Regions from separate parts of the Homo sapiens genome. Here region 1 is linked to region 2. The links are chromatin loops, found by intact Hi-C in ENCODE. Cell type or tissue: CD4-positive, alpha-beta T cell. All regions are shown on one strand. Each heading gives the region's core, and the rest is flanking DNA. Links, peaks and the distances in the headings are about the cores only.

Region 1 (15,847 bases), core at 3,988-11,987, 51 kb before region 2:
AGACACTCAGAGCAGAGGAGTGGCCAATGCAGGAAAGCCATGGGCCTCCTGCCACCCCACCCTGTGCCCACAGCCACCGCCTCCCACATTGGATTCTGGCAGGATACTCGGGTTGCCCCACAGCCACTTTCAATCCGCACTGGATGGGGCAGCGCCAACACAGGCACCAAAGCGGAGCCCGGAGCTCCACCTGCATCTGCCTGGAAACCTCTTGCCTGAGGACCCTGATGGGTCCACAAGGCGGGGGAGAGGCAGAGAGCTCTAGAAAAGCAGCCCGGCCTGCAGACCCTGCTCTAGGGGCGCCGTGTGCAAGCAGGAGCTGGGGTGAGGGTGGCCTAGGACAGTGCAGTGGCAGAGAGCTGGCAGCATGTCTGAAGCGGAGCCCAAGGGCTGCTGGACACGCCTGGCTGCTGCACTGCCTGGGCTCTGCTCTGAGCCACACTCCCGTGCAGCCATCTCGGCACAGCACTGCCATGCAGCCCCTGCGGCTGCAGACCCGGCTCCAGCGCCGCCCCCTGATGGAGGACCTGCTCCCTTCTGAGCGTCAGGGACACTGAGAGACCCCTGCTGTCAGTGCTGGCTGGAGAAGTGCTGCTGAAGAAAGGGCCACACCAGCAGAGACGAGTGTCCCTGCAGAGAGGAACCTAGGTGGATGGGATGGGACTTACAAAGAAAAGCCCTTCCAGGAAGGCAGCAGAGGAGCAAGACTTTACTCCAGCCACCCACGGGGGAGCACACAGAGAAGGTCACGGCCTGGAGAGGGGGACAGGAGGCTGCCGGTGGACGTGTCTCCCGCACTCCCCTCCTCTGGAAAGGGCACACCTGAGCGTGCGCACCTCCCCGCTGGGGGACACGCCTGAGCATGTCCACTTCCTTCCTGGGGGACACGCATGAGCGTGCCCACCTCCCCCCACCCCACAGGACACACCTGAGCACGTCCGCCTCTTCCTCCGTGGGACACACCTGGGCGTATCCGCCTCCTCCCCCACAGGACACACCTGGGCGTATCTGCCTCCTCCCCCGCAGGACACACCTGGGCGTATCCGCCTCCTCTCTGGGGGACACACCTGGGCGTGTCCGCCTCCTCTCTGGGGGACGTACCTGAGCGTGTCCGCCTCCTCCCTGGAGAACAGGAAGCTCTGTTCGGCAGAGCTGGACTGAGACTTCAGCATCTTCAGCTCCATCTCCAGCTAGGAGAAAGCAAAGGATAGAGGGTCAGCAGACACGAGCGCACCCAGGTGTGTGGGGAACCCCAGCCCAGGCCCCTGAGACCACCCCTGGCAGCACCCCCGCCCTGGGCTGGGAGCTGCGGGAGAGACCTCTCTCCTGGAAGCCTGAAGCTGCCAGGCCAGACAGCACTCTAACTTTGCAAACTCAAGTTCTCTCATTTTTTTGTCACTTCCATCTCCTGAATAGCAACAGATGCACAGGCTCACGGTGAGGTGTGTGGGGTGCATGTGAGAGTCTCTGGAGAGTGGACACGCAGCTGGGGAGAGAGCACGCTCCAACGCTGCCGTCGGTTTGGTTTAACAGCCACAAGCCGTCGTTTATTCCGCTACTTCCAATTCCTCTACAGAACAGCGTGAGATGCTGCACCGCCCGGGAGGGAGCCTGGATTCTGTTTTTCTTTTCTGAGATGGAGTCTCGCTCTGTCACCCAGGCTGGAGTGCAGTGGCACAATCTCGGCTCACTGCAACCTCCACCTCGCAGGTTCAAGTGATTCTTCTGCCTCAGCCTCCTGAGTAGCTGGGACTACAGGCGCGTGCTGCCACGCCTGGTTAATTTTTTGTATTTTAGTAGAGATGGGGTTTCACTGTGTTCTCCAGGCTGGTCTCGAACTCCTGACCTCGGGTGATTCACCCGCCTCCGCCTCCCAAAGTGCTGGGATGACAAGCGTGAGCCGGTGTGCCCGGCCAGGAGTGTGGATTCTAACTCGCCCCTACACACCTAGGGTGGGAGGCATCAGGGGCAGCAGACGGTGGGGAGGCCAGGAGCCAGAACGGACTGCGGGCTCAAGGAAGAGCAGGGCACAGACGGGGGCCTGGTCAGGCAGGCTGGCGCAGGCTGAGGGGCTACGTAGGCACCAGCTCCAGGGCCCGGGGGTGCTAAGGAAGGCCCACCCAGAGACGCCCCTCACCACTCCTGGGGTGTCTCATGGACAGGATCCGATGGGTTTAGGGAGGTAAATCCTGCCCCTGGCCCAAGTCAGAACCTTGTTCCCACCAGTCCTGACCCACTCCAAAGCCCAGCTCACTCCGTCACGAAGGGAGGAGGAAGGGCAGTGTGGCCTCAGGGAGGGAAGGACAGGTGCCAGCAGGTACCACGGCAGCCGGAGGCCCCCAGCAGTGAAGCTGCAAAGCCTGCCAGACACCCAGGGTGGAATGATGTGAGGGGGACAACACCCCCTGGGCTGGGGGCCAGCAGGAGCCTGGGAAAAAAGGCACTGGGGCAGGGGGTGCACAGTGTGCAACAGGGCAGGATATGCTAATTACCCTGATCTAATCACCATATGTTACATGTACTGAAACATCACTATGTACCCCATAAATATATACAATTATCATGGGTCCATTAAAAAGAAAGATCCACAGTTCAGACAACAAACACGGATGCCCATGCCCTGAGCAGCCTGTCCCCAACTTCCAACCCCAGCGCCCCAGGCCCCCGACTCTCAGCCAGCCAACGTTCTGAGGTTTGAGCATATGTTCCTTCCGGAGGCTGCTGGTGCGCATGCCAGCAACATGTCTATGTTCTTCCTCCCACCACACTTCATTTTATTTAACAAAAATGGTAAGATGTCCTACACATCATTTGGTACCTTGCTTTTTTTCACTATATATATAAAATATAAAAATATATACATAAATATACATATATATTCTGAGACAGAGTCTCGCTGTGTCACCCAGGCTCGAGTGCAGTGGTGTCATCTCAGCTCACTGCAGCTCCCAGGTTCAAGCGATTCTCCTGCCTCAGCCTCCCAAGTTGCTGGGATTACAGGTGCACGCCATCAAGCCCAGCTAATTTTTGTATTTTTAGTAGAGACGGGGTTTCACCATGTTGGTGAGGCTGGTCCCGATCTCCTGACCTCAAGTGATCCACCTGCCTCAGCCTCCCAGAGTGCTGGGATTACAGGCGTGAGCCGCCGCGCCCAGCCTTTTCTTCTTCTTTCTAACTTATCTTTGTATACGTGATTTTAAATTTTTGTTTCCCGCCCCCTTCACTAAATTCCGACCGACAGCAGCAGTTCTCAGTTGATTCTCTTGGCACATAATCTTATCAGCAGCAAAGAGGGACGATTTTCCAATTTTCCTCCTCCTTCCCAATATTGATACCTTGGGTTTCTTTCCCTTGTCTACTTTGGATGACTAGTATCTCCAGAATAATACGAAATCACAGTTGTGATACTGGACATCCTTAGGTGGCCTGTGGCTTCACTGGAGCTGAAGCCAATACTTTCTTATTTACAGCACATGACCTTTTTTTTCAAATAGGTATTTTCTATCACAGTGAGAAATTACCCATATATTCCTATTTTATTAAGAGTTTTTAATCAAGGCTGAGTGTTGGATTTTGTCAAACGCCCCCATGAAGAGGGTATTCTATAAATTGATATCCTAAAATCAAGCTGACAGGCTGGTCCTGGAATAAATCTTACTGCATATGATGTATTTCAACCTGCTGTTGAATTTCACTCGTGACATGTTAACAATGACACTGATACACGTATGCGCGTGCATGCACACACACACACGTGCACACACGCACACACACCCACAGACGCGCGCGCGCGCGCGCGCGCGCACACACACACACACACACACACACACACACACAGGCTTGTAAGGCCTTTGCAGTTGTTGGTGTCAATACAACACTTCCAGAATGCCTTCCCCTCCTTTTCCCACAGTCTGAACTGGTTTACACAGTGCTCAAAGTATCTGCGCTTTGAAGATCTGGTAGAATTTTCCCATGAAACTGGCTTGGCCTGATGCATCTTCTGTTTCTTTCCTCTTGTGGTGGGGGAGAGCAGCCATGGCAATTTTGGGACAACGTTTTTCTACAGTAATTGATCTGTTTAAAATTTCTCTCTCTTCTGGAGTTGGGATTGATAGGTAACATTTCCCTAAAACGTCATTCATTTCCCACAGATTTTTAAGTTTATTAAAATGGAACTGAGATATAATTCATAATTCTTTTTATAGAAATCAGACAAAACTCATAATTCTCAATTTTTTAATTTTTGCTTTTCTTTCCCATCGAGGTATACATAATTTACACGCAGTAAACTTCTCAATCTTATGTGCACAGCCTGATGGCTTTTTATACATGTCTTCACCTACGTATCCACCGTCCAGATCAGGACACAGAATTCTCAGCACGCCTGAAAGCTCTCGCATGCTCCTGCTCAGTCAATAGCTCCAGGTAATTAGTCTTGTTTCCTATTTTGGATGGTGATACTTTCTATCAATTTTTTATTAGAACTGTGAATAATTCATATGTTTTATTGGTTTTATTTCAAATAACAGGTATTTGGACTTATTTATTATTTCTACCATTTTTCACTTTCCTATTAACTTCTGCTTTGATCTTTACAAATTCCTACCTTTTTGTTTCACTAAGGTTTACTTTCCTTTTGTTCTCTGACTTCTTGGGTTGAAGGTTTAATCCATATATTTACATGCTTTCTTGTTCAATGATATAAATATTTAAACTTGTGAATTTAGGTGGTTCCCACAGGCTCTGATGAGAAGTGTTTTCATGACAATTATTTTCTACATCTTATGCACTTTTGAATCGTACTTCTTTGAACCAAGAATTGTTTAAGACACAGTGTTTTGTTCTGTTTGGGTTTTGTTTTTTAAATTCCAAGTGTTAGGAGCTTTTTTTTCCCTGATTTTGTTCTTGATTTCACATCACACTGCAATCACAAGAAGTTGTATTAGTTCTACTTATTTTAATTTATAAAGGCTTTCTCTATTACCGAATACACAATTAATCTTTGTGAATGTTTTCTATGCACTCCTTTTAACATGAGTATATTCTCTAATTTGGGGGATATGGGTTTTACGCACATATGTATTTTTCTGTTTTCCATTATTCTTTGCCCACTTGCTATATCGCAGATTAGGACATAAATCCTGCTACTGGCATCTTTGACAATTTCGCCTTGAATCTTTCCTCATTTCTGCTTTTCCCAACAGCGGTGATGTGTTATTTGGCTAACCCATCTGAACCTCACTGTGAAAAGCGCCCACCTTTGTTTCTGAGCGGCTTCTGGCTTGAACTCACACTGCATGGAGATCATAGCTCCTGCTTTCCAGGTTCACTTCACCAGGATGCCTTTGCTTCCCGTACTTTCCAACATGTTTGGTTTTGCTTTGCAATCCAATCAGGAAGTCCTTTCCTTTTAATAGGAGAGTTTAGTCCAACTATAACTGGATTTGTGTCTATTTCTGTTGTATTATGTTGTTATGCTTTCGATTTTGTAGCTTTTACATCTATCTCATTCTGTGGCCTTTTTAATCTAGTTTACTTTTTTGCGTGTAATTCTCTCGAGGCTTAGAAAAGTGTGCATGTTTTACCCTGGTTGCTTTTATAACTCAGCTTTGTTTCACACCGATACTTTCCTACTAGACAGTACCTACTGTATCTCCTATGTTGGGTGCCTAACTAGTCAGATACATCATCCTCCCTGTTGAACTTTATAGTCTGTGACGGTTCATTCCATGTGTCCACTGGACAGGACCTGGGGTACTCAGATCAAAACACTTTCTGGGTGTGTCTGGGAGGGTTTGTGGATGAGATCAGCATTTGAATCGGGGACTCAGCAGACGGCCCCGGGCAGCATGGGTAGGCCTCCTCCAACCCCTTGAGGCCGGAATGAAATGAAAACTGGAGGAGGCGACCGTTCCTCCCTTGCCTGCCTGGTGGCCTGAGCGGGGCAGCTCCCGTTTTCCGCCCAGGACTGGGGCTTTCACCACAGGCTCCGCTGGTTCTCAGGCCTGCAGAGCGGACTGGGCACAGCACAGGCTCTTCCAGGTCTGCTGTGCACAGATGCAGACCACGGGATCCTGGCTCCATGGCCAAGAGCGAGGGCCTCACAGTCACTCTCTCGGGATAGACCAGTCTACCGCACCTGGTGCTCTAGGGAGCCTAACATGCAGCTCGATCTGCTCTCCCCACCTGATACTACCTTTAGATGGTGTGTCTGTGTCTTCGGCTCTCAACAGCGAAGCCGCCATCCTCATGTTCTCTCCTCCCTCTGCCATCCTGACACTTCTTTTTGAATACATGACATGTAGCACTTACATTTCCAGGCTTCCACATTCACTTCATCTTCCAATTCAGGAGATGGAACTCTTGCTGCGGGTTCTTTAGGTAGTTTTCCCCGTGATTCGCCTCCCCGTGCATCCGGTCACCTTCCTTCCTGTACTGCCCCCTACTGCCCCCTCTCCTGCTCTGAGACCCTCCGGGTCCTGTCTCATGCAACCCCCGGCCTCACCGTCTCTTCTTGGAGCGTGTGCGTTCCGCCCAAGCCTCACAGACTCTACCGCCTCGTTAACTTTTGTTTCTTGGCAAAATGTCTGGATAGAATTTTCATCTGCTCAATGTCCACCGTTTTTCTGTGAAACTTTTTCTGCCACTTGTTTTTGTTCTTTTTCTCCTTTGCTCTAACACAAATGCATGGAGTAACCTTTACTGCTCACTGCTGAAGATGAGTTTTATTGAATCCGGCTCCGTGCACAGGTTCACAGTGGGGAAGGACAGGCCTGCTTCCTTTTATCTGAAATCCAGTGACAGTTTTGCTGCGAGTCCAATCAGCCCCCAGTAGCTCCCTCCGGCAGGAGAGAAAGGACACCGTGAGTTTTCCTAAGAGCAAATGTTCTGTCTGCCACAGATGCGGCTTCAAGTACGTGTGATGCACCTGTGTGACCCCTCAGCTCAGCACCAACCTCTGCTGCAGCTTGGAACCACACGCCAGTCCAGCTTGGAACCACACGCCAGTCCAGCTTGGAACCACACGCCAGTCCAGGGACCCCCGTTCCAGCTGCCGCCGGCCCCCGCACTGCGGAGCCAGGGTCAGGGGCCGCCTCTCGCAAGGGCTCACGCCGGCAAGGGAGTTCTACTCCGCGGCTCCCTCGCGCCGGCAAGGGGGTTCTACTCCGCGGCTCCCTCGCGCCGGCAAGGGGGTTCTACTCCGCGGCTCCCTCATGGAGCTGCCTCCACCCGCACTGCTCCAGGCTTCCCCGGGGATGTGTCTGCTCACTGCGTCTGCTCACTGCACTCTCCTGCACCACGGGCTTCCTGCCTCTGCCTGGGGCTTGGTTTGCAGCTGCATTTCTGTTTTGTCAAAATTTAAGTGCCATTTTGGTTTTCACGCTTCTTGTTATTTGTAGATGATTTCCAGGAAACAAGGGGGAAATGCTGACGTGTGCCACAATGTTCAGAGCAAAAAATCAAGCCCTTTTATTTTAATGTGTAACCTTAGACTCATAAGTAAGCTCCCAACTGTATTCTCAGAGTAGCCAATGCCTGCCCCCTTGAGCCTGTGCCCGACACCCCCAGCCATGCTGCAGGTCCTCCACCCACCCTGCACCTCCCCGCCAGGCCAGCTCTCACCCCTACATCCCCCTCCAGGCCCATGGCACAGGACAGTAGCCACAGAGGGCCAGACCCATGATCCATGTCTGTGGGCCACCTTCCACCTACACCCCCCGCTCCCATCCACCATTTAGATCCAGTGGAAATGCCGCCTTCCCCACAATCTGTCCTGGCAGCTCCCTCACCCCTCCCCTGCCAGCTGGAAGTGCCCACCCCCACTCCTCTGTGACCGCACCCTCTACTCCACCACACCACATGGTGACTGGGCACGTGACTCTCCTCCCCACTGGATGGGACGTTCCCTGGAGGAGACGTGGTAACCATGTAGGGCCCCATTGCCAGCACAGAACCTGGCACACAGTCGGTGCTTGGACGGGCACACGGGTGGGCAGATGGTGGGCACAGACGCGGCAATGGCCACTTCCCAGGCACGTCCAGCGTGTGTGCGGCCGAGCTCGGAACGGGGAGGTACTGGGGCGGGTCTAAGTATCCCGGATGAAGCGAAGAGAGCCGCCCATGCTGAGCACACAAGCCCCGGAGTCTGCTCTGCTGTCCGCCAATTTGAGAAGCCGTGTAGACATATCAGTATTTAAGGGAAGGAAAGCCATCGGGGAGGGGGGGAGAGGCAGGTGGGGGAAGAGCAAATGCGAGGATGGTCCCGGGGTGCTCTCGGCACCAACTGCAGTGCCCTCGCCCAGCCGCCGGGCCCGCACGGCAGGGCCACGGCCGCCCGGCAGCCCCGGCTCCACGTCTTTTCTCCTGCGGGCTCGGCAGCCGAGAGTGGAGGGTGCAGAGGGCTCCTTGTGAGGACCTGTGGGACTCGCTGGCAGGGCACAGGCCCGGGGCAGCAGCGTTCTCAGAGGTAACTCACAGGCACCTGTGCCTCCAGCCCTCACCGTGACGACGGGGATACCACCACCTGTCCCTGGGTGGGAAACCCGGGCTCCCAGGCACGGGACCATGTCTGAAGCTCCGATCTCTGGGGCAGCCTACAGCCTAGGGAGGAGGCTGAGCTGGCAGGAAGTCAGGCAGGCCCCTAGGAGGCATCCTCACCGAGGACCTGTAGAACACCTACTCACACCCGGGGCAGGCCCATGAGAGGCGAGGAGCGGCAGGAGGCCCGTGAGGGAGGGGAGACCCAGAAGAAAAGGAGTAGCAGGTAGATGGAGCAGCGTGCGGAAGCACGGGTGGGAAGGTGGGATCCAGGAAGAGGGCGCTGGGGACAAGGAGAGGGCCCTGCTGAACGCTTCCTGACATGGCGGAGGGCCCATTCATTATTCATCCAATGGTCACAGAGCAAGACTCACCTCCCACACCTCCCAGGGGCAACTCTGCCGCTGCATCAGGCAGCGCACACAGCAGCCCGGCCGTCCCCCGTTCAGGTGGCACACAGCAGCCCAGCCATCCCCACCACAGGGACCTGAGGCCCAGGCACTTTGTGGAGCGCCCAGCCTACAAGACTTCAGCGCAGACAGATCAGGGCCCCACCAATGCAGTGACAGGGCAGGGAAGCCCTCCAAAGCCAGGCCTGGGGACAAGACACTGCTCTGGGCCTGGCCCAGGCACAGAGCACTCAGTACCTAAAACTTCGTTTTCTGTGTTTACTCCCTCATGCCTGTGTCACGGTGGCTGTGAAGCAGCAGCACAGTCCCTGACGGACTCTCTGGAGGACCCGGCCGCGCTCCAGGGTGGCCCAGGCGCACAGCGTGGCTGGGGAGGGCAGCGCCACAGGCAGACTTCTTGGGAAGGGCCGTGATCCCACGGCAAAAGCCTGGAGGACAGGATTCCCGGCGGCCAGGGCTGCCTTCCAGGGGCCCTGCGTGTGCTCCGGGCAGTCCTAGCACTGAGCCTATCCTGTGGAAATCATTCTCTCTGGCCAAACCCTGTGCCCGCACCAGGCTGCAGGAGGCAGGGCCACGTGTGCCTGGCCCCTCCATGCCCCTTCCCAAGGCCCACAGATGGCCATCTCCTCCCTGACAAGGCCCTGATGCCCAGCAAGACTGAGAGCCCTTCCTGGGCTGCCTCACAGGAGCCCCTTATATCACATACCTGAGAAGGGTCTAGTGTCTAGAACACATGAAGACTTACCACTAACCAACAAAACAACCCATTTACAAAGTGGGCAATGGATGGGGCAGACACTTCTCCAGAGAAGACAGATGCGTGGCTGATAAGCACAGGGTGAAGTTCAGGACCACTGGCCTCAGGGTAACGCAAACAAAGCCACGGGAGCCACTCCACACCCGCCAGGACGGCTCTAACGAAACGTGGAAAATTTCACACCCGCCAGGACGGCTCTAACGAAACGTGGAAAATGGCGGCACCACTGTCACTTCTCTCACGCCCAGGAGCGTTCATTTGTGTCCTCTTAGTTACGATTAGTCTGGCTAGAGGTTTATCAATTTTATCTCACAGAAACAGATTTTGGTCTCATTTACGGAACTCAACTGTATGTTTGACTGAGATGAAGCAACCTGTTGATCTCCGGTGGGGCCGACAGGGAGAGGGGAGCAGAAAGCCAGGCACGGGCTGGGAGCCCTCGGCGGCGGGAGCCGCCTCACCCTGGAAGACGGAGCTCGCACAGCAGCATGTGCGCTGCCCAGACCCAAACTGGAACAGGTGTGGGGACCCTGGGAGAGCAGCCTGAGCGCGAGCACAGACGTCCCGGCAGCGCTCCAGCCTCAGCGTGGACCAGCCCCAGCGTGGACCAGCCCCAGCGTGGACCAGCCTCAGCGTGGACCAGCCTCAGCATGGATCAGCCTCAGCACAGGTTGGCTTCAGCATGGATCAGCCCCAGCGTGGCCCGGCTTCGGCATGGCCCAGCCTCAGTGTAGGCCGGCTGGCCCCATGTTCCTCTGCCTACAAGGTCCCTCCCTCCTGGAGTACAGGCCTGGCCTACCAGATCCACTCATAGCCCCAACCTTCATGAAACATTCATGCTAATGGTCCTTGTGGCAAACTCACTAGCGCAGCATAACCTTTAAATAGAGACCTTGCATTCGGTTTAATTTGGGAAGATGCAGGGTGTGCTCCCAGGGGCCTTCCCTAATGCCACAAACTAATAACAAGAGGAGGAGCTGGGTAACTCCCCCCACCGCAATTCTAATTAACGAGGCTGCCGCTGAGTGCCAGAGTGAGGGCGTCCACATGCGCGTGCACCCGCCGCCTCATCGCCAACTCACGTGGCATCGCTGAGTCTCAGCTGCAACCTGTGCCCGGGAGGTGGTGAGGCTGAGGCCCAGAGCCTCACAGAACCCTGGCTGCAAGGTGAGGGCTCACATCCCAGGGCTCCCTGGGGCTGACTGGGGCAGAGGCTCCAGGTCTCCAAGAGATGAGAGGGTGCTGAGGTCACAGCTGGGCATCCTGGCCAGAGGCCACCTTTCCGCTCAACTCTGCACCCTCTGGCACCAGGAAGGCTTCTGGAGTGGCTGTGGCTTCCTAAGGAGGCCTCGGGGGGATCTTAGGTGGAGTCCACTCTCCAGCTTCCTTTCCAGCCTGGAGGAGACACAGGCGCTGTGGGCCATGGACAGCCCCCTTGGCTCACCCAGACATTTCCTCGTGAGCACAGATGTGCGCCTGAGCTGGGAAATGCTTTCTCCTCAGAAAAAAACAGCCCAGCCGGAGGGCATGTCCCGGCCGAATGTTCGCCTGATGCACCGCCCCTGGGATGAGGCCGCTGCAGAACCAGAGCAGCTGTGCTTGGAGGAACCGGGGCCTCACCACCAGGGCTGCAGCGTGCCCAGGGCCGCCACTGCTGGCCTCACGAGCACCGCTGGGTGCCTGAGCACCTGCCCCACCAGAGCGCCACTGCTGGCCTCACGAGCACCGCTGGGTGCCTGAGCACCTGCCCCACCAGAGCGCCACTGCTGGCCTCACGAGCACCGCTGGGTGCCTGAGCACCTGCCCCACCAGAGCGCCACTGCTGGCCTCACGAGCACCGCTGGGTGCCTGAGCACCTGCCCCACCAGAGCGCCACTGCTGGCCTCACGAGCACCGCTGGGTGCCTGAGCACCTGCCCCACCAGAGCGCCACTGCTGGCCTCACGAGCACCGCTGGGTGCCTGAGCACCTGCCCCACCAGAGCGCCACTGCTGGCCTCACGAGCACCGCTGGGTGCCTGAGCACCTGCCCCACCAGAGCGCCACTGCTGGCCTCACGAGCACCGCTGGGTGCCTGAGCACCTGCCCCACCAGAGCGCCACTGCTGGCCTCACGAGCACCGCTGGGTGCCTGAGCACCTGCCCCACCAGAGCGCCACTGCTGGCCTCACGAGCACCGCTGGGTGCCTGAGCACCTGCCCCACCAGAGCGCCACTGCTGGCCTCACGAGCACCGCTGGGTGCCTGAGCACCCGCCCCACCAGAGCGCCACTGCTGGCCTCACGAGCACCGCTGGGTGCCTGAGCACCCGCCCCACCAGAGCGCCACTGCTGGCCTCACGAGCGCCGCTGGGTGCCTGAGCACCCGCCCCACCAGAGCGCCACTGCTGGCCTCACGAGCGCCGCTGGGTGCCTGAGCACCCGCCCCACCAGAGCGCCACTGCTGGCCTCACGAGCGCCGCTGGGTGCCTGAGCACCTGCCCCACCAGAGCGCCACTGCTGGCCTCACGAGCGCCGCTGGGTGCCTGAGCACCTGCCCCACCAGAGCGCCACTGCTGGCCTCACGAGCGCCGCTGGGTGCCTGAGCACCTGCCCCACCAGAGCGCCACTGCTGGCCTCACGAGCGCCGCTGGGTGCCTGAGCACCTGCCCCACCAGAGCGCCACTGCTGGCCTCACGAGCGCCGCTGGGTGCCTGAGCACCTGCCCCACCAGAGCGCCACTGCTGGCCTCACGAGCGCCGCTGGGTGCCTGAGCACCTGCCCCACCAGAGCGCCACTGCTGGCCTCACGAGCGCCGCTGGGTGCCTGAGCACCTGCCCCACCAGAGCGCCACTGCTGGCCTCACGAGCGCCGCTGGGTGCCTGAGCACCTGCCCCACCAGAGCGCCACTGCTGGCCTCACGAGCGCCGCTGGGTGCCTGAGCACCTGCCCCACCAGAGCGCCACTGCTGGCCTCACGAGCGCCGCTGGGTGCCTGAGCACCTGCCCCACCAGAGCGCCACTGCTGGCCTCACGAGCGCCGCTGGGTGCCTGAGCACCTGCCCCACCAGAGCGCCACTGCTGGCCTCACGAGCACCGCTGGGTGCCTGAGCACCTGCCCCACCAGAGCGCCACTGCTGGCCTCATGAGCACCGCTGGGTGCCTGAGCACCTGCCCCACCAGAGCGCCACTGCTCTGACTTCCACGCTGGATACCCAGCCCCATTTACACTCACGGAGGAGCGTTGGGAAGCCAGATGGGTGGTGTCTCTCTATGTGGCTTCCAAGGGCTCCAGAACCTTCACTGGGATCAATGAGGCTGCCTCCTCAATAGGAGCAGTTGTTAACGCTGGGGAAGGGGAACAGGTGTCAGAAACCTTTTGAAGATGGCAACTGCTCTCTGGAGAAAAACGTGTGCAAGTAACGGAAATGTGTATGCAGCCTCAAGCGCTTTGTGGAGAACTGAGCACCTGCCCTGGGATGCTGGATAAAGAGCCCCTGCTTAGAAACAAGCCTGAATTTGAAAGTTCTCCCTACAGAAAGGGCCTCCCTCCCTCCTATCAGCTCCAATCCTACATCTGCCTTTTTAGGACATCTGAGGCCACCTCCTGTCCCTGTGAAGCCTCTCACTGTGGAAGTTAACTCTGCTGGGGGAGCTTGGGGAAGGCTGTCTGCCAGGGCTGCTGGCTGAATCACAGGCAAAAACAAGCCCCCAGGCGGCCCAGTCCAAGGGAAAGTCCCAGTGTCTCCAGGACAGGTGGATGTGAGGATGGCATGGGCTCTACGTCAGGGAGGCAGGCGGCAGGGGCAGGGGCAGGGGCAGGTGACACCATTGTGGGCCTGGGGCCAGAACGGGATCAGCTTATGGAAGATACACGTAGCTGAGAAAAAGCTTAAGCCAGAAAGGGCCACTGCAGAGACACGACAAGTTTAAATCACAGGAAAATGCTTCGTACTTAGGATGAGGGTACTATATTTCCCCTATACAGAATTACTCCCATAATTTTTCAAGATAAATGAACCGATTTCCTTTCTCGTGGTTATTATAGACTCGATCTAAGTTTCGTGGAGTGGAATGCACGGGGGACTTCACTGCTCTGAGTCTGAAGTGCCCACCTTCTCCTCATCCCCGCCCCCAACGCCCAAAAGATGCCCCCATGGGTCATATGGCAAGTGTGCAGACAGCAGTGACATGCAGGTGACTGAGATTCTAAACCACCCAGGAATAACCCTAGTAAGCAGTGGGCAGGACCCACAGTGCAGGGAGGGCACAGGGCTTCTGGGGGAGCCACAATGCAACCAGCTTGCCTTCCCATGTCAGTCCGCAGACCAAGGCAATGCAAGAGGACTGGCAGGAACCTTGGCAAGCTCCCTCTAAAGTTTACCGGAAAAAACATTGGAGAATATCTAAGATCATTCTGAAAGAGAAAATAACACAAAGGTCACGACGTATCAGACACACTCTGAGGCTCTGCTAGCTCACACACTGTGGCACTGGCCCAGATAGAAAACAAGCTTACGCCTTCCCTCTGCACTGAGATTTTCTTCTGTTTTTTGGAGGAGAAGCAGGGATCCAAATCCTCTACAACCAAGGCTCAGACATTATGCCTGAGAAATCTATTTTCTGGGCGAAGAAACCATCTTCTCAGCTACTTTTTCTAAAATGCAGATGATCCTTACAAGGTAACGACATTAAATCACCAGCATCTTCTCATAAGATCTTTGCAAACTGGTAAAAACTGAAAAGGCTGGGTCCTCACACTGGGAAAGGGGACAGAGGGAAGATGAAGCATCCTCCTCCCACCTGTCCCCACTCAGCACTCGGCAGATGCTTTAAACTCCCCAGCTGAATGCCTGGCCCTGGGCTAACGCTGGAGCCCCAGAAAGCCCTGGGTCCTGTCCTGGTGGATTTCACAGACAGCCTGATATGAGGAAGCCCCTGCAACTGCCCTGGCCACAGGGTCTGGGGTCAGCCTGCCTGGGTGTGAACCCTGGAGCACTCTCCACCACTGCCGGTGCCAACACGGGCAGGTCACTAATCCTGGCTGCCCCTGTTCCTCGTCTGAGTATCTGGGGCCACAACCAGCTTGTGGGTTTGCTGCCAGGATCACAGGGGGATAATCTGTGTAAACAACAAGTGTGTACTCATGACATGGTGAGCAACAGCACACACTGGCTTTGCACGTGCCACCGCCACACCCAGGGCAGCACAGGGACGATGGTGGCGGTGATGGTGAAGGTGCAGGCCCCGTGAAGGCAGGGAGGGAAGAGCGTGTCTGCGATGCAGGGGCAGCAGCACGGGTCCAGCTCAATTCCCAGGGGGCCTGAGGCTCCGCTGAACTGAAAAGACATCCTCAGAGGGGGAGCAGCACAGGGATTGCTTGGAAGGGCGTGAGAAGATGTGCTCAGAGGGTGGGGACATCACCGTAGGCAGGGCAGGCCCATCGGGCACTGAGGGACCAGGCAGAGACCCCCCAGTAGGAGGACTGGGCAGGGCAGTGAGCGCCCACCGGGTCTCACACAGCAGGAAGGAGGTGGGCCCATGCCATGGACTGTGTGCTCCCGCTCTCATGCTGAAATCCTAGGAGGGAGCCCGGGGAGGTGAGGAGGCCACCGGGCGGAGCCTCGGGGGGGGGATTAGCACCCTCATAAAAGGGACCCCAGAGCTCCCTCGCCCCTCCCACCGTGTGAGGACACAGTGAGAGGGCGCCATCTGGAACCAGGAAGCCTCAGCAAACACCAGACCGGCCAGTTCCTGATCCTGGACTTCCAGCCTGCAGAACCGTGAGCAACAAATGTCTGCAAGGGTTTTGTTTTATTTTATTTTTTTAAACAGAGACGAGGTCTCACTCTGTTGCCCAGGCCAGTCTCGAACTCCTGGGCTCAAGATTTCCACCCACCCCAGCTTCCCAAAGTGCTGGGATTACAGGCGTAAGCCACCACGCCCGGCCAACATCTGCTACTTTAAGCAGCCCAGTCTGCGGTGTTCCTGTTAGGGCAGCTGAATAGACAGATGCGCAGCCACAGGGTCTCTGTTCCCTCAGACAACAGCCTAGAAGAGGCACTCAACAAATGCTTGCTGAATTAGACAACTTCCCTCCAATGCAAGAGGCATTTAAAGCAAAGGTTGCTCCATGTGACACCTGCTGTGGCCAGCACGATTCCTTCCA
Region 2 (15,847 bases), core at 4,098-12,097:
ACACAGCCTGAGGAGGTTCCCCCAGCCCACAGTGACGCCCGGGGTGGAGGTCACAAAGTTTTCAGAGTCATCCAAACTCATTACCTTGCTAACTGGGTAAAAAGTCCAGTTCAATGGATGGTGACTGAATTAGAGGGCGATTGTAACAGAATGCAATTCTACTATTAATAATTTCCGTATAGCAGCTCGAACAAAGCACTGACAAAGTGTCACCAAATGCATTTCTTGCTTCACTTCTTTCATGAACAGATAAGGCTAATTCACTTGCTTACGCTAATTAGAGCCTGTTACACGCGGGCCCCTGAACAGCCTTGATGTGCAGAGGCCCCTGGGTAAGCCAGGGCGCCAGTGACAGGTGGCCGGACCCCGCAGGAGTGGAACCTGCCCATCTGCGCTTGACGAAAATGCCTCCAAAACAAACCAGACGCCGCCCCGGCAGAGGAAACTGAGAATGAGGAGAAACGGTCTCTTTTCCCGATGAAAGGGTTCTCTGTAATGGGCACCAATGACCAGGTTTTGAAGGGCAATACTGTGGGTCAGCGAGGGTTTCCGGGGCCCCGTGGGAGGCGCCCTGCTGTCAGACGCGTTTCTGTCCTCCTCAGCCCCCAACCTGCGCCTGGTGCTCTCGGCCAACCTTGCTCAGAGCTTGATGATACCATGTCTCTCCCTTGTTCCCATTCCATCCTCTCTGTTCTTCCTCATTTTTGCCTCAAGTTCCACAAGTCTCATTACAAGGTTATCTTATCTGACCAATAAACCCGGTTTACTGTTGACAAAGCTCTATTTCTGCTGGGCGACTGGATTCGGAGGAGCCCCCAGGAGAAAAAACGGTCCCCAGCCTTCAGCAGCATCCTCCCTCCAGCAGCCAGCTGTGCATTCTCCATGAACTGCACCTACGCGAGCTCTCCTGAAGGCAGCAGGAGGCTGAACACCAGGCCGCTCAGAGAGGAAGCACGGGGTCCTCTCCCACTACTCACCCCTCTGCCTGCAGCTGCACCAGGCACACAGAGCACGCTCCCTTCCCTGCCCCACAGCTGTCTTGGGGTTACCCTCAGCCAGCTCCTCCTCTGGCTTCCTGCCGTCACACCCTCCCCACTGGCCTCCACCACCCACGTGTAGCTGTGGGGGAGGGGGAAAAGGGGCTGTTCTGGGCTCCCCACCAGCAAGCCTGGTTTTTACAATTTCAACCTCTGATAAAAAGCTCTACAACACCTATTGTAGGAAGGAGTGGAATCAATTATGATTTCCCGAGGCAATTTTACTTACATTTCACACTGCTCTATGACAAATTCCACTTCATTTGTGTTCGCTGTATAAATGCATTCCCCAGCATCCACCTGAACCAGCACCAGCCTTGTTACAGCAGCTGCTCACACCTGCGCTATGACGACGTGGGTGCCGTGCACATCTGGGAGGGCACTGGGACCATCCTGACAGGAAGCCATACCCAAGCCACAGTGGCTGCAGACGGCCCCTCACCAGGGAGGAGGACGTGACCCTCGCAAGGTCTCGCCAGCATGCCTGACCCACGCGGATATGGGGCCATGGGCCTGAGACAGGCCCTGTGCCGCATGGCTCTATTTTGAGTGCAGTTTATTTGACAGGACAGGGAGAAAGGAGAGCAGGGCAACGTGGGAAACAGACAGCACAGTGGAGTCACGGCTCTGGGGCCACTACTCAGCCTGAGCAGTCAGACGGGTTCCTTTCCTCTCTAGGCCTCCAGCGTTCCTATCAGCAAAACAGGGAATTAGATGGACTTGGTCTTCTACAGTTCAAAAATCTTACAGTGCTGCAAAGTCTAGGTGGCTTTCTCCACCGACGGGTAACAGGCAGGCAGCCAGTGCCCAGGGTGCCAGGCACACTCCGGGCCTTGTGCCAAGGAGTTTCCATGCATCAGCTCCCTGACCCCTCATTCATGCGGGACGCCCGGCCCCAGTCCCTGTCCAGTGCCTGGAACAGAACAGGTGCTCAGGAACTGTGTGTTCAATTAAAAAATGAACGAGTGAAACCATCAGCCAATCAGTCCTCGGAACCACCTCCTGAGGCAGGCTGGAGTCCTCCCTTTCAGATGAGGACAAGGCTCCAGGGGAAGGCGCGCGCCCCAGGTCTCCAGCCTCCGTGAAGCCGAGCCTGGGCTCTTGGCCATCATGCTAACGGGCAGGTGGGAAAGCGCTTGCCCAGCCCTGGGCTCTAATAGCTACCTAAAGCCCCCGGGCAGCAGTGACCCCACGAGTCCTGAAAAGATTTGGTGCACATCCATGGCCAGGGGCAGGCCATTACCCAAACAGCTCTGACATCAGGGTCCTTCCTCAACTGAAAGCTCATCTCAGCTGGGGAGAGCTGGCCTTGCCTTCGTCTCCTTCAGAGCTGTGCTGGGCTGAGTGGGGCCAGAAATCAGCATGAGGAGAATTCAAAACAAGATGACTCGCCCATGGGAAGTACCTCCCACCAGGCTCGAGGGACCCTGTGCTGCTTCTGGCATTTTGAATTCGCGCCCAGGGCTGTGGGCTCCCACCAGGGTCAGGCCAGCTCCTAGCAAGTGGTGAGGGGGGTGGCGCCGGCCTGCTCTCCCAGAACTCAGCCTGGAGAGGGAGGCAGACGTGAGCACTGTAAGAACAGGCGAGGACAGGCAGGGCACTCAGGGAGCCCCACACCAGGAAGGAAGACCCACTCTGCACACAGGGAGAGTGTGCATGGGGCAGGGGGGCAAGGCGCCCCCGCAGAAGGACGTGGAGAGGGCACCAGCTGAGAAGATGCCCCCAGCCCACTGGTATCACGTGTCTACTGCCTTCTTGGGGTACAGCAGCGTGGGCTGAGGACACCCAGCTGACGCTGCCACTGACTGGCCATGATAAACAGACGCAGAACTCCGAGAGCTCACGCTCCCAGCCCAGCACCCCACTCATACACTCGCCAGCCAGGCACCACGTGCCAGGCCCTGTGCTGGCCAGGAGGTGGGCCCTTCGATCATCCCATTCTCACAGAGACAGCCCGGGTGCTGCAGGTGTGAGTAACGCACCCCGGGGGCACAGAACACCTGGGTGCGGAGCCCCAGTTTGAACCAGCCCAGATGACCCGGTCACCCCTGCCCTCGCCTGCTTCACTGCACTAGAACTAAAGGAAACAAGATGGATACTCCATGGAGCAAGGCCCTGAAAGGCTGTGGGCCCCGAAGCAGTGGAAGGAATGACAGAGAAAGACCAGCACGCTTCGCCACACCAACACCTCCGTGGGTCCCAAAACGCCACTTAAAAACACAAAAGGTAAAAGACAAACTGGGGAAAACGTGCCACAAATACATGAAAACCTTTTACAAATCAATAGGAAAATCACTAACACGGTAATAGAAAACTGGGAAAAATCAACAATCAACAGAAGAAACGTAACTGACAAACACAAAATTCATTAAGACCCGTTCCTCACCTGGAGTGGCAAGAAGTAAAATGCTAACACTCAGCACGAGTGAGGCCATGAGGGCTGCACGCTACACCTGCTGGGACAGCAGTCACGGGCGCTTCTGGAAAACGAGTCAGCAAAACTGGCCAAGGGTCCTGAAGGTGTTCACACCCTTCCACTCAGTAACAATTGCCTAAAAAGTAATCAGACTGCGGTGGCTCACACCTGCAATCCCAGCACTGTGAGAGGCCGAGGCAGGAGAATCACCTGAGACCAGCCTGGGCAACATAGTGAGACCCCATCTCTACAAAAAAAATTTTTTTTTAATTAGCCAGGCGGGGCGGCATGCACCTATAGTCCCAGCTACTGGGGAGGCTCAGGCAGGAGGATATATTGAGCCCTGGAGTTCAAGACTGCAGTGAGCCAAGATGGCGCCACCACATTGCAGCCTGGGCGACAGAGCAAGACCCTGTGTCTAAACAAATAAATAAATAACAAATGAATCAGATATGGGGAAAGCACTGAGTCCAAGGATGTTGCACACATTAGCAATAATCATGAAAAAATTAAAAACAAAGCTAAATTTCCAATAAAGAGTCTCCTTTTTTTTTTTTTTGGAGACGGAGTCTCGCTGTCGCCCAGGCTGGAGTGCAATGGTGTGATCTAGGCTCACAGCAACCTTTGTCTCCCGGGTTCAAGCGATTCTCCTGCCTCAGCCTCCTGAGTAGGTGGGACTACAGGCACACACCACCACGCCCAGCTAATTTTTTGTATTTTAGTAGAGACGGGGTTTCACCGTGTTGCCCAGGCTGGTCCGAACTCCTGAGCTCAGGCAATCCACCCGTCTCAGCCTCCCAAAGTGCTAGGATTACAGGCATGAGCCACCGCAGCCGGCCAAGAGTTTACTTTTGGTATGTCTACACGAAGAAACATCGTACAGCCAAAAAAGATTTTATTTTCAAGGAATGCTTAATGGCACAGGCACTGGCTGCAATAAAATGTCACAAGTGCAGGAAGCACACAAGGCTGCCAGCTCTGCCACAGCAGTCCCCACACTCGGCTGCCTCCATGGCACCTGCGCACGTGGGTGTCCGTGAGTGCTTACTGGTTGGCTGATAGATTGGCTGAATGAATGAACAGGGGAGGAAAGGAGAGAAGGGAGACGTGGAGATGAAATGCATGCCATGTTCTTGGTGCTACCTCTGGGTGCAGGAGTCAAGGTCTTTTTCAATGGCCTCTTTATACTTTTTGATCAGTCCCCAAGCTTTGCACATGTCCAGTGTCACAGTCAAAGAGGGCTGCATGTTTTAAGAGTCCAGTGGTCAGAGCACTCACACCCATGTACTCCGCAGACCCAAACCTGAGGCCCAGCAGCACAGGGGGCCACAAGTCCACACTGGGGCTGGCCCCACAGAGGCGGGAGCTCAGGGAGGGACACAAACTCCACAGGGAAGCCAACAACAGATGCCTCATTTCTGAATAAAGAAATGCCAGACACGATGTGGGAGAAAAGGAAACCAGGCAGCCCAGAGGGGCCACATGACCCCACAGACAACCCCAGGGACACGCAGACCACACACAGCCCAAGGACACGCTGAGAAATGTAAACCGGAGTCCAGGCTCCCAGGCATGAGCGCGGGAGCGCTGACAAGTCGGGACAGAGCTGGGGTCCAGGCTCCCAGGCATGAGCGCAGGAGCACTGACAAGTCGGGACAGAGCTGGGGTCCAGGCTCCCAGGCATGAGCGCGGGAGCACTGACAAGTCGGGACAGAGCTGGGGTCCAGGCTCCCAGGCATGAGCGCGGGAGCACTGACAAGTCGGGACAGAGCTGGGGTCCAGGCTCCCAGGCATGAGCGCGGGAGCACTGACAAGTCGGGACAGAGCTGGGGTCCAGGCTCCCAGGCATGAGCGCGGGAGCACTGACAAGTCGGGACAGAGCTGGGGTCCAGGCTCCCAGGCATGAGCGCGGGAGCACTGACAAGTCGGGACAGAGCTGGGGTCCAGGCTCCCAGGCATGAGCGCGGGAGCACTGACAAGTGGGGACAGAGCTGGGGTCCAGGCTCCCAGGCATGAGCGCGGGAGCACTGACAAGTCGGGACAGAGCTGGGGTCCAGGCTCCCAGGCATGAGCGCGGGAGCACTGACAAGTCGGGACAGAGCTGGGGTCCAGGCTCCCAGGCATGAGCGCGGGAGCACTGACAAGTCGGGACAGAGCTGGGGTCCAGGCTCCCAGGCATGAGCGCGGGAGCACTGACAAGTCGGGACAGAGCTGGGGTCCAGGCTCCCAGGCATGAGCGCGGGAGCACTGACAAGTCGGGACAGAGCTGGGGTCCAGGCTCCCAGGCATGAGCGCGGGAGCACTGACAAGTCGGGACAGAGCTGGGGTCCAGGCTCCCAGGCATGAGCGCGGGAGCACTGACAAGTCGGGACAGAGCTGGGGTCCAGGCTCCCAGGCATGAGCGCGGGAGCACTGACAAGTTGGGACAGAGCTGGGGTCCAGGCTCCCAGGCATGAGCGCGGGAGCACTGACAAGTGGGGACAGAGCTGGGGTCCAGGCTCCCAGGCATGAGCGCGGGAGCACTGACAAGTCGGGACAGAGCTGGGGTCCAGGCTCCCAGGCATGAGCGCGGGAGCACTGACAAGTCGGGACAGAGCTGGGGTCCAGGCTCCCAGGCATGAGCGCGGGAGCACTGACAAGTCGGGACAGAGCTGGGGTCCAGGCTCCCAGGCATGAGCGCAGGAGCGCTGACAAGTCAGGACAGGGGAGGACGATGCATTCCTGCGCCACCTCCGTGCGGGGAACCAGAGCTCCAGCCTGAATCCCTTAGGGTTGGCTCAGAGTCCTCTCTGGATGAAGTGTCTAGTCTGAGGAGGACAATCCATCCGGTCGTGAGTTTGGACTCTTCCTACACACAAAGGCCAATATATCAAAATTAAATCCCACGGAAGCCCAGGTTGTCACTGGAGAGCATTCCCCAAGCTCCAGGCAGTGGTAAATCAGAGGCCTGAATCCACTGTGGGCCCTCTTTTGAACAGAAGACAAAAGGAAGAGCTTACCCCTAAAGGCAACCCAGCAACCCAGACGTGTGCCTGTCCCACCTCCCCAAGGCCAGGGCTCCTGATCAGAGGTGCTGTAAAGACTCAACAGCCCTGGCAGTACAGGGAGCCCAAGCAGGTGTCGGAAATGACACTGGGTACCTAGAATCCTAAGAACTAAGCTGTCTACAGATGCAGACCAACCAGGTGGGAGGTGGTCAGCTAGATCCCACCAACGCCACTCATACCCACCAACGCGCACGAGGCACGCTCCGCCTCCTGAACACTCCTCCCAGGGCTCCTCCAGCACTCCTCCCACAGCTCCCCCCACAGCACGAGCTTCCGCGTGCCCACCCACGCGCAGAAGACCTCCACCTGCCGCATGCTCCTCCCACAGCTCCCCCCACAGCATGAGCTTCCACGCGCCCACGAAGGTGTCCAGCCATGCAGCAAACGTGGATCAGGCCCAGGTACACATCAGATCTCACCGGTTCCAGTGCCTTCTGCCACGTGGAAATTTCGGCTCCTTCTTTGTCTTCTTAATAGACTCTTCTTTTTTTTTTTTTTTTTTAGAACGGGTTTAGATTTAGAAGAATGGAGAAGATGGTAGAGACTTTTCACATATTCCACACCCAGGTGCCCCACTGTTAACATCTTACACGAGCACAGTGTGCTGGCCACAATAAGGAGCCAGCATGGACCCAGGCACGCCTTGCTCTCCTGGACTACACAGATACTGTGCTTCTTACAAATGGAAGGCTTGTGGCCGTCCTGCCTTCGGCGAGGCACCATGTTCCCAACAGCATGTGCTCCCTACACGGCTCTGTCACATCTGGTAATCCTCATGGCGTTTCAGACATTGTATCACTATTATATCTGTTGTGGTCTGTAATGGGTGGTCTCTGATCTTACTACTGTCATTGATTCTGGGGCGCCACGTCCTGACTGTACTTCCGACATTGCATCACTGTTATGTCTGTTGTGGTCTGTGATCGGCGGTCTCCGATCTTACTGCTGTCATTGATTCTGGGACGCCACACACTATGCTCCTCAGACGGCAAAAGCTTCACCGACCAACGCTGCTTGTGTCTGGCTGCTTCACTGACCAGCCATCTCCCTCCCTCCCTCTCCTTGGGCCTCTCTATTCCCTGGGCGACACAACAGTATTAAAATCAGGCCAATTAATAACCCTACAACAGCCTCTAAGCATTCAAGAGAAAGGAAGAGTCGCATGTCTCTCCTTTAAACCAAAAGCTAGAAAGGATTAAGCTTAGTGAGGAAGGCGTGCCAAAAGCAAAGATAAGCCGAAAGCCAGGCCTCTCGTGCCAAACAGCTCGCCAAGTTGTGAATGCAAAGGGAAAGTTCTTGGAGGAAATTAAAAGTGCTGCTCCACTGAACACACCAACGATAAGAAAGTGAAACTGTCTTATTGCTGATACGGAGAAGTCTGAGTGGTCTGGATAGATCAAACCAGCCCCAACATTCCCTTAAGTCAGAGCAAGTTCCACGAGGCTGAGAGAGGTGGGAAAGCTGCAGAATTCAAGTCTGAAGCTAGCAGAGGTGGGTTCATGAGGTTTACATTAAGAGGCAGTCCCCATCACATAAAAGTACAAGGTGAAGCCGCAAGTGCTGACGGAGAAGCTGCAGCAAGTTCTCCAGAAGATCCAGCTAAGAGCACCAATGAAGGTGGCCACACTAAACACCAGATTTGCAGTGCACATAAAACAGCCTTCTGCTGGAAGATGCCGTCTAGGGCTTTTACAGTTACAGAGGAGAAGTCGATCCCTGCCTTCAAAGTTTCAGAGGACAAGCTGATGCTGTTAGGAGATAATGAAGCTGATGACTTTTTTTTTTTTTTTTTTTTTTTTTTTTGAGACACAGTCTCACTCATTCTGTCACCCAGGCTGGAGCACGGTGGCACAATCTTGGCTCACTGCAACCTCCGCCTTCTGGGTTCAAGCAATTCTCCTGCCTCAGCCTCCCAAGTAGCCGGGATTACAAGTGTGTGCCACCACGCCTCACTAATTTTTTGTATTTTTAGTAGAGACAGGGTTTCACCATGCTGGCCAGGATGGTCTCGAACTCCTGCTGACCTCAAGTGATCCGCCCACCTCGACCTCTCAAAGTGCTGGGATTCCATGCATCAGCTACTGTGCCTGATCTAAGCTTTTTATTTTGATCCAATTACAGATTCACTTGGAGCTATAAAAAATAATACAGAGATCACAAGTAGCATTCATCCAGTTCCTCCCAATAGCAACATCTGGCACAACTACAGCACAGTATCACAACCCGTATGCCGACAATGATACAGTCAAGATACAGCACATTTCATCACCACAAAAACCCCTCGGGTTGTCCGTTCACAGCCACGATTCCTCCTGTGCGTCTCCGTAACTCACGGCAGCCATCCACAGGCTGTCTATCACTTCAGCCTTTTAATAACGTCATGCAAATGGGATCATGCAGCACACGACCTTCAGGGACTGGGCTCTTCGCTCCGCTAAACTCCCTGGAGATCTATTCAAGTATGTTTATCCACAGTGAATTCCTTCTTAGTCCTGAGTATTACTCTGTGTGACGGAGGCACTACCGTTGTTTAACCATCACCACCGAAGGACATCAGAATTCTTTCCAGTTTTTGGCCATTATGCAAAAGCTGCTAGGAAGAGTCCTCTGTCGGGTTTTGTCCGAACCTCGGTTTTATTTCACTGGAATCGACACCCAGGAATGCGACTGCTGGTCATATGGGAGCTGCAGTGCAGTTTTTAAGAAACCCTCGAGCTGGTTCCAGGGTGGCTGCACCCTGTCACTCTCCCATCAGCAAGGCACCAGAGATGGAGTTTCTCTACACACTGACTGGCATCTGATGGTGTCCGTTTCTGAACTTTGACAGGTGTGCAGTGACACCTCACTGTGGTTTTAACTTGCATTTCCCTCATGACTAATGATGTTGAACATCTTTCCACGGGCTTAACTGTCATCTGTATATGTTATTTGGTAAAAAGGTCTGTCTATATCTTTTGCTTGTTTGCTAATTAGGTGTGTCTGTTTTGTTTTTCTATTACTGAGTTTTGAGAGTTTTCTCATCTATTACAGATAACAAATCGTCTTTGTCAGATATGAAGCTTGCAAATAGTTCCTCTTTATCTCTACCTTGTCTTTTCATCTCTTCACAGGAACTTTCACGGGGCAAAAATTTTAATCTTGATGGAGTCCAACTTCAGTTGACCCAAGCAGAAGGAACGAAATAATAAATATTAGAGCAAAAATAAGTGAAATAAAGAACACAAAAACAATAAAAGAAATCGGTCAAGCCTAAAGTTGGTTCTGTGAGAATAGCAACAGAATTGACAGAAACTTTTAGCTGGGCCAACCAAGGAAACAAGAAAGAGGGTGCAGATCACTGCAGTTGGGAGTGAAAGAGACACTAGCTGACCTTCCAGAGATAAAGGCTGTAAAGGAATACTACGAACAGCTGCATGCCGAAAATTAATAACGGAGGTGAAATGAACAAACTCCTGAAAAGACAAAAGCTACCAAAACTGACTCAAGAGAAACACAGACAACCTGAGTAGACCCACAGAACAGCAAAGACACTGGATTAGTTTTGAAGACGCTGCCTGCTGCCTCTGCGGCTCCATCTCAGCTCCTCCGGACCCTCCCAGATCCCCACAACTGGAATGCTGGATCTTGTGTTGTGGCCCCACCGGCACCGGGGACTTTGTTCCTTTTATTCCATCGTATTCCCAGGTCTCATCGGTGTCGGGAACTTTGCTCATTTTATTCCATCGTATTCTCTCTGCTGTTCAGAATGGGCAGATGGGCAGTTCCTATCGGTCCATCTCTGAGTTCACGAACGCGCTCCTGTCGCCTCCATTCTGCTGCTGACCTTATATCCATTAAGTTTTTCTTTCCATTATTGCTAGGCATTAACTACATTTTCTGTCTTCCCAGCTGCTATTTACCTAGTCCTTTGCTGGGGAGCGTCGGCATTTTGGGGATGTGCTTCCTTAGCTCCAAGTCTGGGATGAAAGAGGCAGACGAGGAAACCTGGGCAGCTCCCCGCCAGGCTGTTCCGAGGCCCAAGGCCCCTGGCCTCCATCCCGCAGAGGCTCACTATGCTCATTCCATAGATAATGTCCAGGACTCTTCATTATACTTAACAGAAGGATCAAAGAAAATGCGTCAACTCCATCTTCCTGCAAACAGAGGTGTTGGCTGCTCTTTGGAATCGCTCATTCAGCCAATGCTGATTTAAACCTTCTACGTGATGTGTGCCGTCATAGGGGCTGCCCTGAGAAGCCTGGCTTCACAATCACGTGTGTCTCTCACTGTTGGCTGCTGAGAACCACAGAAGAGCTCTCAGCACACAAGGGCTCCATCCTACCCCCTGCACTGAGACACCGCCCACCACAGCAGGACTTCCTGAAGCCTGAGCTACAGCACCCCCAGAGTTCCTGTCGGAAAAAGCTCAAGGCTGTCAGGAGGATTTGCCCTTGGTTCTACCACACCTGACAACAGGCCCCTGCCCTGCCTCCCCTTCCTAGCACAGTTACTTCAGAAAATCCGAGCTGACAACTGTGAATCCTTCCTCAGTCCCTTGGAGACACACATGCCCGCACCTCCTACAGCTCTGGGATGTCCTTCTCAAGGACCGAGAGCCAACCCTTTGGAACGTAATCATCAGGAAAACAGGCCTGTCTCCTAGTCTGGGGCTGGGGAAGGGGAGCAGGAGCCCATCCCTGCCAGCCCCAACCTGCCAGCTCGTAGCAGAGTCAGCTCATCACATTCATGCTACCCAACCCTCTTGCTGCTTTCTGTAATTTTTCACTTCCCTGACTCCATTTGGGCACCTGTTCCCCACACTCCCTTTAAAATGCCCAGTCACATCTGCACAAACCTGAAAGGAGCTCAGCTCTGTCCCCTGCTGTCAGCAGCGACTGAATAAAATCTGTTTTCTCCACTTTAACTTACATCCAGCTGCATATACCTTTGACATGGGTCACGACTGACGCTTGACATGAGTTGAATGAAACCAGATGAGGAAGAGCTTTGAAGGCATACCATCAGGTGTCAGGTCACTAACCCTCTCTTTGCCCGAGAGGAGTAGAAAACTCCACAAGACAGTCTCACTTCCACGCTGCAAAAATGTCAACTCTCACCATGGCAGCCCACAGGGGGGAGGGATACTGAACACAAAACTCACTCAGGTGCCTGCTTTGGCCTGGCCACGCTGCACCCAGCTCCCCGCAGCACCTCCTGCTCTGTTCCAGAGAGGCGAGCAGAGCCTGCATCCTACCCAGCCAAGGCCAGAGAGAACTAGCTCCCTGGGAAAGCAGCAAGGGACCATCCAAGAAAGACTTAGACACACACACGCACACGGACATGCACACAGACACACAGATGCACGTACACACATATGTACACACACATCCACACACGCACATGTGCACACACACACGCAGACACACATGCACACGGACATGCAGACATGCACACACATATGTACACACATACACATGCACACACACACGCACATGGACACAGACACGCACACAGACGTGCACACACAAGCGCATGCGCACACGTACACAGACACACATACGCACATGCACACACACGCGCACATGGACACAGACACACGCAGATGTGCACAGACACACAGGCACACGGACACACGCACAGACACACACATGGGCACACAGGCACAAGGGCATGCACACGGCATTCCTAACTGCCACCACCGACCTTTTCACACTCCAGCCACCCCAGAACCCTGGCGTTTAGAATCTGCAGCTAAAATACACCCAATGATGGTATCAACGTTCATTTATTCATTCAACAAATACTTGGCGATATGGTTTGGATGTCTGCTCCCTCCAAATCTCAGGTTGAAAAATGTTTCCCAAAGGTGGAGGTGGGGCCTGGTGGGAGGTGTTGGATTATGAGGGCGGATCCCTCACGAATGGCCCAGAGCCATCCCGAGTGAGGAGTGTTGTTGGAAAGATTCTGGAACCTCAAGTGTCTCTCTTGCTCCTGCTCTTGCCATGTGACGTGCCTGCTCCTTGCCTTCTGCCATGATCAGAAGCTTCCTGGTACCTCAGCAGAAGCAGATGCCGGCGCTGTGCTTCCTGTACAGTCCGCAGAATGACCCAGCCTCAGGGATTCCTTTATAGAGACACAAGAACGGACTAATACACCTGAGGAGCCTTCACGCACACACATGTCCACGTCCACGTCCACGTCCACATCCACGTCCACGTCCACATCAAGGCAGTGCTGCTGAGGGCCAGAGGACGCTGCCACAGGCCGACCCCGTGAAGCTGAAAGTCACCTTCGCCAAGAAGGATGGGCTTCTGGAAAACACAGCCCTGCACTTAGAAACTTCAGACCCTACTCTCCACAATCTCTTTATTTATAAAATTGCTTATGCGAAGATATTTCCACGCAGAATGCATTCAATTATGCAGTGTAAGGGGGGGCCTGAATGGAGAACATCCAAGTCAGCCACGAAGACACTTCAGGAAATACAAGAAAACGACCCTGCCACTGACTTTCGAATGTGTCTGCATCCACGCCCCTGTCCCATCGGAGGGGCACAGGGTAATACATAGCACTGCGCTCCCCTCCTTCTCCTGTGGTTCCCCTCCTGACAGCGCAGTGCAGTGCGGCAGACACCCCTCATCCTCGGTGTCAGGGCAGCATTAGCATGTAAATAGCTGGCAGACACAAGGACGTGAAAGCAAGGAAGAGCTCTTTAATTAACTTTAATCCTCCAAAAATCCATGCTGCAATCTGTTCTGACAATCCCACGCTCCTTAGGAGGCCCTCGGCACGACCTGGCACATCCTGTGGGCTGGAGGTGGCCGGAATGGGCGGGCTTGGGAACGTGATGCCCGGGTACCGTGCCTACAAGGACGCTGGGTCATGACTGTTCTCTGGAGGCTACGGGTGCCCTGCAGAGTGGAGGCACGCGGAGGGCCTGGGGGGGCTGGGGATCCAGACTGGCTGAGCGCCTGTTTCCCACCACAAACAGCCCTGCGGAGTGCCAGCCTTTTTCTCGAGAGTGGGGGCAGCACCACCCCAGGCCTCCTGCCAGGCCCCAGGGAGCCCTGAGGCAGGGGCCTCTGCCCATTCTCTCCTCCCAACACCCCGCACTGCCCAACATAGACATAAGCTGGGCCCAGGGCTACTGAACAGGGCCAGGGAGGGCCGGGCAAAGCCTGCCCCTGGAACGTGGCAGACCTCACCGTGCAGGAACAGGGTGTGGGTGGCGGCCGCGGGCTCGGACGTGACTCAAGCACAGATGGGTGCCCGTCCCGTCAAGAGAGCACACGCAATGGACGGCGGCAGCAATGCTCCAGCAACCACAGCAAAGGCCTGATGGAGAGAGGAGGGGAGACAGCAGCATGGGAGGACGAGCTGCCTAGAGCTGGCGGCCACAATGCGCCGCAGGAAGGGGAGCAGCCAACGGTCTGGAATAAAAATCATAGCGAATGCTCACAGGACAGAGGCAGCTACTACAGGTCCTGATCCAAGGGTCACTCTTGCTCATTCCTCCCAACTTGTTCAGTCCGCCAACAACACTGTGAGGACACGCTGGGACAATCTCCGCTCTCTCCAGCAACGAAACTGAGACACAGACGAATGACTTCGGCTGGGTTCCACACAGCCAGCACCTGGGACCAGGATTTGAACTCACGCACCCAGGCTCCTGAGAGGACGCTCCTGCCACAAAGCACCTCAGGTGTGAGAGGCCAAAGAGAAGCTGCCCGGCGCACGTGGAAGAAGGTGGGGACGCTGTGAACACACTGGGAACAGTGCTTTAGAAACAGCAGCAGTGAATCCCAGAGGAGCCCGCAGCATGTGTGAGATGATAACACAATTTCCCAAATGGTTCAGCAGGGCACAGAACCAGCACGGGGGTGCGGCCGGGAGGTCTGGGTCCTGAGTACACATGAAGTCCCCAGGCGATCGACCACACAAGCCTCTCCACTGCTCCAGCCTCGGTTTCTCTTCCTGTACAGCGAGGGCGACTCAGCACAGCCCACGTGTTTCCCGCTCAGCTTTGTGAGATTCAGTGAGGATGACAAGAACTGGAACTGGAGTCCCAGCTCAGTGAGACAGACCCCAAGAAATGGAGGCCATCAGTATGGCGTAGTCCCCCGGGGCGTGGACACCCTCTCAGCTCCTGTGCCAGTGGTGTAGACAGGGGAGCCCAGGGGAGGCAACAGCATGAACAAAACCCGAGCCCCGGGCCAGGCCTGTCACCTCCCCACTCTGATGAGCAGCAGCAACCATTCTCCGCACTTCACAGAGGAAGCAGAGGCTCTGACAGGGGCCACACGCCCAAGCCACACGGCCGCAGAGGCACGATCTGAGCCAGGGCGCCCTGACGGCAAGCCCCGGCCTCTGATCACCTCCCAGGGTGAAGCCATTCAGCAAGGGAGCTGCTGCCACCAGGGGCCAGAAAGGACATGAAAGGCTCCGGCCTCCCACCCGGCCTCCACACCCCTCTCTGCTCCAGGCCAGGAGCACCAGCCCGTGTCTCAGTGGCTGTGAATCCCTGTAAGAGTCCCCTGTATCCCTGTGAGAGCCCCCGTATCCCTGTGAGAGTCCTCGTATCCCTGTGTCCCCGTGAGATACCCCACGTCCCTATGAGAGTCCCCCATGTCCCTGTGAGAGTCTCTGTGTCCCTGTGAGAGTGACTCCCAGCCCTCAGGCTGCCGGGTGCCCTCTCAGGTGCCTCTCATGGCCAGCCCAGCACTCTGCGTGTACATAGCACTATCCCTCTCGGGAGCCCGCAGGGTCACACCAGCCTGGCTTACACAGAAATAAATTGTGCTTCTGTAACCAGCAATATTTCTTTAACTGGAGGTTAATAAAAATCACCGTTGGAGGCTAACCAGTGGATCTAATTTATTTAGAGACTTTTCTGAAGCTGTGGATAAAGCCCTTTATTAAAGCTTAGTACAGCACCTGACGATGCCCTGGAAAAGCGACAGTCGCTTAGTGGGATTTGGAGGCCGTGGAGCAAAGTGAAAAGTCTAACAGGATTCCTTGAAGGAAGGAGAGTGGGGTGGGGGAGGGGAGCGGGACATGGGAGCCAATTTCTCACCTGAGGAGCCCAGCCTCAGCCAGACAGCACTTCAGGGCCCGTCCCAGGCCTTCCCTAAGCCTCGGAGCACATGGTGAGCCCCAAGTAGTCCTTAAATCCAAACGTTCTGCCGAGGGCCCCCCATGGAGCTGAGCCATCATCTTTAGGAGACATGGCACACGTCCCCTGCACCACAGGCCGCCACAGCCCTGCTCCCTGAGGGCCTGCCCATGACAGAGGCGGCAGTGGAGGCCCTGTAAGGGAAGGACTTCCTGGGGAAGACCAGCTGAGTGCTGCAGTGGCCACCTCGGCTGCC

What was found. A loop is a pair of places that touch in the nucleus more often than their neighbours do. Peaks named below come from ENCODE experiments on the same cell type or tissue, not always from the same donor. Only the 100,000 strongest peaks of a DNase experiment are listed, where the experiment ranks them.
Region 1: a loop joins it to region 2, with 2.2 times the contacts of the local background. A loop is called at or near these places in 4 of 110 quality-filtered maps.

Annotation. Positions count from the first base shown.
Region 1 is chr7:1,979,352-1,995,198 of GRCh38, forward strand. It overlaps MAD1L1 (mitotic arrest deficient 1 like 1), which reads right to left. Exons shown (of 19, transcript NM_001013836.2): 15 at 1,102-1,190. It overlaps LOC124901573 (a long non-coding RNA gene), which reads left to right and starts at 1,158. Exons shown (of 3, transcript XR_007060190.1): 1 at 1,158-1,238; 2 at 4,312-4,425; 3 at 6,902-6,988. RefSeq lists enhancers at 413-1,612, 807-1,458. In CD4-positive, alpha-beta T cell, for the core only: no CTCF peak of the experiment used is centred there; a DNase peak (open chromatin) is centred at 7,390.
Region 2 is chr7:2,030,224-2,046,070 of GRCh38, forward strand. The region is part of intron 12 of MAD1L1 (mitotic arrest deficient 1 like 1); the gene reads right to left. Among named protein-coding and RNA genes, the nearest start is that of SNORA114, 51 kb to the right of the region's middle. RefSeq lists enhancers at 1,189-1,870, 2,553-3,232. In CD4-positive, alpha-beta T cell, for the core only: no CTCF peak of the experiment used is centred there; DNase peaks (open chromatin) are centred at 7,388, 7,963, 8,008 and 10,777; H3K4me3 peaks cover 1,193 bases; H3K27ac peaks cover 825 bases.